Regions from separate parts of the Homo sapiens genome. Here region 1 is linked to region 2. Evidence: chromatin contacts called from ENCODE Hi-C or POLR2A ChIA-PET data. All regions are on one chromosome and are shown on one strand. Each heading gives the region's core, a stretch centred on a gene start or an enhancer-like site at or near the end of the contact. The rest is flanking DNA. Distances are from core to core; before and after follow the strand shown.

Region 1 (2,952 bases), core at 275-2,774, 74 kb after region 2:
AGTTCAGCCTCCCAGAGTGCTGGGATTACAAGCATGAGCTACTGCACCTGACCTTGACTTATTTTTTAAAATCCTAGCTAAATCCACTGAGGTTGGATTTCCTATGATCATTGTCCCTTCCCCTATTGTACAGATGGAGAAACTGAGACACAGAACAGTTTAGTGTCCTGCCTGGGTCCTGTCATAAACAGGCAGAGGCAGGTTTTAAACCCAGGCAGGTCTTCCAGAGTCCTTGCTTTGGCCACTACACTTGAATGCTTTCTTTTATTTTTATTTTTGAGACGGAGTCTCTGTCACCCAGGCTGGAGTGCAGTGGCAGGATCTCGGCTCACTGCAACCTCTGAGCCCAGGGTTCAAGCGACTCTCCTGCCTCAGCATCCTGAGTAGCTGGGATTACAGGCACTTGCCACCACAGCTGGCTAATTTTTGAATTTTTAGTAGAGACGGGTTTCATCATGTTGGTCAGTCTGGTCTCAAACTCCTGACCTCAAGAGATCAGCCCTACTTGACCTCCCAAAGTGCTGGGATAACAGGCATGAACCACCAAGGAGCCTCAGGGGGCTTGTCCCTCCCAGCCTACACCTGTGTCAGACTCTGATTGGGGGCGGAGGTGCCCACCACCTCTGCGGCTTCAGGGGCTGGGGCCTCACTAAGTGGGGCGTTTAGCTGCCTTCCCTCTCCTCCGCTCCCTGCCCTGACTGTCACAGCTAGATCCGGATTCTGTGCCTGAGACCCCCTCATTAGGCCGTCAGAGCCGACGCCACACGCCCCCTCTCCCGCCCCAGGGACTATTTTGGGACGCAGAGCTGTGATCACCAAACCGGAGTGGTGGGGGCCACGGCAGGCCAGTGAGGATCCCAGTCCTGGGGAGAGGGCGCCTTCCAGGAGGCCCTGAGTACTGGCAGCCCCTGATGTCTGCTGGGACTCTCAGACTCTTGAGGTGGGTGGGTGGGGGACCGGTGGCGGCAGGAAGGTGGGTGTTAAAGTCATCATCACCCGTCCACCCCCAGGTCGTCCTAGCCGCACAGAGACAGAGCAGTTTCCTACAGGAAGCGCCGCCGGGCGGTTCCATCCGCTACCCATTGTCTGCGGGTCCGGGGGCCGTGCGTCCCTCCCCAAAACACCATTTCCGTGACACGCTCCCACACCCAGCCCAGCGCGAGGGGCTGGCTGGGGTCCCCAGGCCGTCCCGGGAAAGGGTCCCAGGGCCGGTTGTGGCATTAGGGAGCGAACGAGCCCCGCAGTGAGCTCCCGAAGGGCGAGAGGGGGGCAAGCCCACGCCTCCAGAGCCCCCCACTCTGCTCGCTACCCACCTGGGACTTCCAATGTGGGAGGGGTCCCGGCCAGAGGACACGACGCCCGCCCCGTCGCAGCGGGCAGAGCCCTCAGTGGGGCTGGAAACGCAGCGCAGCGCCGGGTCCCGGTGCGTCCCCGAATCCACCCACCCAGGGGTCCCCCATCCGTGTCCCCGCAAGCTGGCAATTTACCTGAAGCCGCAGCCCCAGCCGCGCCCGCACCCGAGCCCGCCCCCTCGAAGTCCGGGGACTGATTATCAAGGCCTTCGCCCTAACTGACGGCCACGCCAGCCAACCAGCACCCGAGGCTCTCCAAGCCGCCCAGTGGGACGGTGGGGTGGGACAGGCAGGCGGGGCCTGGAATGTAGGGGTGGTGACTGAGGGCGGGCCCTGGAGTGACGGTCGCCGAGCGCTGGCTGGCGGCATTTCTGCACCAGCAGAGGTCAAGTCTCTGCCCAGCGCCGGGCCAAGGAGCTTGGATTTGATCCACAGGCACGAGGGAGCCATGGGAGAACTATGAGTAGAAGAGTAACCCGGTGGGATTTCTATAACTGGCACTTATTTCGCAGTGCCTGGGTGAAGTATCAGGTCCCGGATCTTCCCCACCGCAGGGCCTCTGCACATGCTGTTCCACCTACCTGAAATGCTTTCCCTTGCACCTGTACACGTAGGTACTTTTTGAGGCTCCCCTACTGTTTTTTGTTTTGTTTTGTTTTTGTTTTTTGAGACGGAGTCCCAGGCTGGAGTGCAGTGACACTCACTGCAACCTCCGCCTCCTGGGTTCAAGCAATTCTCCTGCCTCAGCCTCCCGAGTAGCTGGGATTACAGACACACACCACCACGTCCAGCTAATATTTGTATTTTTAGTAGAGATGGGGTTTCACCATGTTGGCCGGGCTGGTCTGGAACTCCTGACCTCAAGTGATCCGCCCGCCTCAGCCTCCCAAAGTGTTGGGATTACAGGCGTGAGCCACCGCGCCCGGCCTTCCCTACTTTCTGAGGTTCAGCTTTTGTGTTGCTGCCCCCTAAATTCCTGACATAGCCCCTCCCCAGTTAGTATTTTTCTCATCACTCTATTGTATTAACCTAATAGCTACTTTTACTATCTGGAAAAAAAAAAAAAAGCAGACTCTGTTATTGGCAGGCGCAGTGACTCACGCCTGTAAATCCAGTATTTAGGGAGGCATAGATGGGAGGATAGCTTGAGCCAGGAGTTGAGACCAGCCTGGGCAACATAGCAAGACCTAGTTCTCAAAACAAAAGAAAACAACAAAACAAAAAGACAAAAACGAAACACTCAGTTATTTATTTGGTTTATTTTTTAATTTAATTTAATTTTTTTTTAGACAGAGTCTCGCTCTGTCCCAGGCTGGAGTGCAGTGGTGCGATCTTGGCTCACTGCAACCTCTGCCTCCTGGGGTTCAAGCGATTCTCCTGCCTCAGCCTTCTAAGTAGCTGGGATTACAGGCGCACACCACCACGCCCAGCTAATTTTTGTATTTTTAGTAGAGACAGGGTTTCACCATGTTGCCCAGGCTGGTCTCGAACTCCTGACCTCAGGTGATCCGCCCACCTCAGCCTCCCAAAGTGCTGGGATTACAGGCGTGAGCCACCATGCCTGGCTGGTTATTTATTGGTTTACCTGCTTGCCATCTCA
Region 2 (2,700 bases), core at 143-2,642:
AAGGCAGGAGGACCACTTGAACCAGGAGTTCAAGGCTGCAGTGAGCCGTGATCTTGCCACTGCACTCCAACCTGAGGAATAGTGGAAGGCCCCAACACTAAAAAACAAAAATAAAGCATCATACATGTCAAATGTTATATTTAATGTCATATTTAATTGTTGGGTACATAACCCTTAAGGTAAGAAATAAGACAATAGCTGCTATCGCCACCCTTATTCAAAATTATTCTGGGAGTTCTAGTTAACAATAAATCAAAAAAGGCCGGGCGCGGTGGCTCACGCCTGTTAATCCCAGCACTTTGGGAGGCCGAGGCAGGCAGATCACCTGAGGTCGGGAGTTCGAGACCAGCCTGACCAACATGGAGACACCCCATCTCTACTAAAAATACAAAAAAATTAGCCGGGTGTGGTGGCGCATGCCTGTAATCCCAGCTACTTGGGAGGCTGAGGCAGGAGAATCACTTGAACCTGGGTGGCGGAGGTTGCAGTGAGGCGAGGTCACGCCATTGCATTCCAGCCCAGGCAACAAGAGTGAAATTCCGCCAATTAAAAAAAAAAAAACCGTAAAACAAAAAAAGATATCAGTAGGAGAAATAAAGAGAATAAAACTGCCCATTATTAGTCTATGACATATCTATATCAAAAACCCAGGATGTAGAAGGCAGCACAAGATAACAGAATAGAAGGCTCCACCAACCATCCCTCCAACAAGGACACCAATTTAACAGCTACACACAAAAAAGCACTTTCCCAAGAACCAAAAATCCCAGCCGGGAGCAGTGGCTCATGCCTGTAGTTCCAGCTACTCAGGAGGCTGAGGCAGGAGAATCACTTGAACCCGGGAGGCAGAGGTTGCAGTGAGCCGAGATCGCGCCACTGCACTCCAGCCTGGGCGACAGAGCAAGACTCTGTCTCCGAAAAAAAAAAAAAAAAAAAAAAAAAAAAAAAAAAAAAAAAAAAAAAAAAAAAAGAAGAACCAAAAATCAGGTGAGCACTCACAGTACCCGGTTTTAACTTTATATCACTGAAAGACACACTGAAGAAACACACTGAAAGTCCTGAATCTCTGACACCACCTCTCCGCCACCCCTGGCAGCATGGTGTGGAGAGTGCCTTTGTGTGTTGGGGAGAGGGAGGGGGCAGCAATTGTGAGGCATGGAACCCAGCGCTGTCCTTTTAGAGCAGAAAGAAAAACCCGACCACACTCAGCTGATGCCCACCCATAGAGGGTGTGGGCGGCAAGCCACCCAGGTGCCGAGGCAAGAGACTGAGGGCACAAGTTGTTCCAGTAAAATAAAAAATATATATAAAATAAAAATAGTTACACCAGAAGACAAGAGTGCGAGCCCTCTGTTATGCCCGGACAGGGCCACTAGAGGGCTCCATGGTCTAGCGGTAATGCCGGCGCCTGGGAAGGCACCCGTTACTTAGCAGACCGGGAAAGGGAGTCTCCCTTTCCTTGGGGGAGTTAGAGAAGACTCTGCTCCACCACCTCTTGTGGAAGGCCTGACATCAGTCAAGCCCCCACCATCCCCACCTGCCAACAGCCATCCAGAGGCCTAACAGTCTAGCCTCTGTCATGCTGTGCTTCAGCGGTCACGCTCCTGTTTCACTTTCATGTTCCACCCTGTACACCTGGCTCTGCCTTCTAGAAAACAGTAGCAGAATTAAGTGAAAGTATTAAGCCGTTGACCTCTCCAAGAAATAATGACATAAGCTGTCCCCTCTCTCTGCCTCGGCTACCAAACAGGGAAGGGCCCCCTGTCCAGTAGACACATGACTCACGTGACCTTACCTATCACTGGAGATGGCTCAACACTCCTTACCCTGCCCCCTTGCCTTATATCCAAAAAATAACAGTGCAGCCAGGCATTCAGGGCCACTACCGGTCTCTGCGTCTTGGTGGTAGTGGTCCTCCAGGCCCCAGCTGTCTTTCCTTCTCTTTGCCTTGTGTCTTTATTTCTACGATCTCTCATCTCCACACACGAGGAGAAAAACCCACAGGCCCTGTAGGGCTGGTCCCTATAGAGGGGGCATTTAAACCAGCCCTAACAAGAGGGAAATTATGGATCCCAGTGGAATTTGAGTTCCTGCAAACTTTGCGACCCACCATGGGCTAAAGTGCTCTGGGTCTCTAAGTAAATTTGAAAGTCAGTCTAGGCTATCAGTGCAACTCCTAGGCAAGTCCTAGTGAGGTAGAAGATAAGATTTGACTTCAGAGGTGGGGCTCAGACACCAGACCATATTGAGGACTAGCTAAAACAGGTGAAGGAAAAGGGAGGGGGAAGCAGCTTTCGATGAGACATGCCTGCCAGTGTGCCGTGTCAATTTCACATTACCATGCTAACATCAAGGAATTACTGCCCCTTTCCAGGCAATGCCCCAATGATTAGTACCCCCTTCCCTAAAAGTTTCTACATAAACTGCCCCTTAATCTGCATGCGATTAAAAGTGGGTATATGCCAGGCACAGTGGCTCACGCCAGTAATCTCAGCACTTTGGGAGGCTAAGGCAGGTGGATCGCTTCAGCCCAGGAGTTCAAGACCAGCCTGGCCAACATGTCAAGACCCCATCTCTGCTAAAAATACAAAAACTGGCGGGGCAGGGTGGCTCATGCCTGTAATTCCAGCACTTTGGGAGGTTGAGGAGGACAGATCACAAGCTCAAGAGATCGAGACCACCCTGGCTAATGCAGTGAAA

The links. Hi-C counts contacts between places; a loop is a spot of excess contacts on that map. ChIA-PET counts read pairs that join two places held with the same protein, here RNA polymerase II (POLR2A). Pooled maps may share reads with other maps.
Region 1: a map of naive thymus-derived CD4-positive, alpha-beta T cell shows a loop between it and region 2 (6-fold over the local background). The contact joins the promoter of KANK3 here to the enhancer-like site in region 2. A Hi-C loop is called at or near these places in 1 of 168 maps with a recorded cell type or tissue (naive thymus-derived CD4-positive, alpha-beta T cell) and 5 of 50 pooled maps. POLR2A ChIA-PET finds 5 or more read pairs at or near these places in 8 of 52 experiments (CD8-positive, alpha-beta memory T cell, GM12878, HEK293 and 5 more).

Annotation. Positions count from the first base shown.
Region 1 is chr19:8,341,738-8,344,689 of GRCh38, forward strand. It overlaps KANK3 (KN motif and ankyrin repeat domains 3), which reads right to left and starts at 1,525. Exons shown (of 11, transcript NM_198471.3): 1 at 1,488-1,525. RefSeq lists an enhancer at 968-1,759.
Region 2 is chr19:8,267,704-8,270,403 of GRCh38, forward strand. No RefSeq gene overlaps it. Among named protein-coding and RNA genes, the nearest start is that of CD320, 39 kb to the right of the region's middle. RefSeq lists an enhancer at 1,273-1,602. Within about 2 kb of position 1,393, at least 20 of the 41 ENCODE cell types and tissues checked have a DNase peak (open chromatin) inside an H3K27ac peak, as active enhancers do; they include GM12878, where a contact is called at or near this core.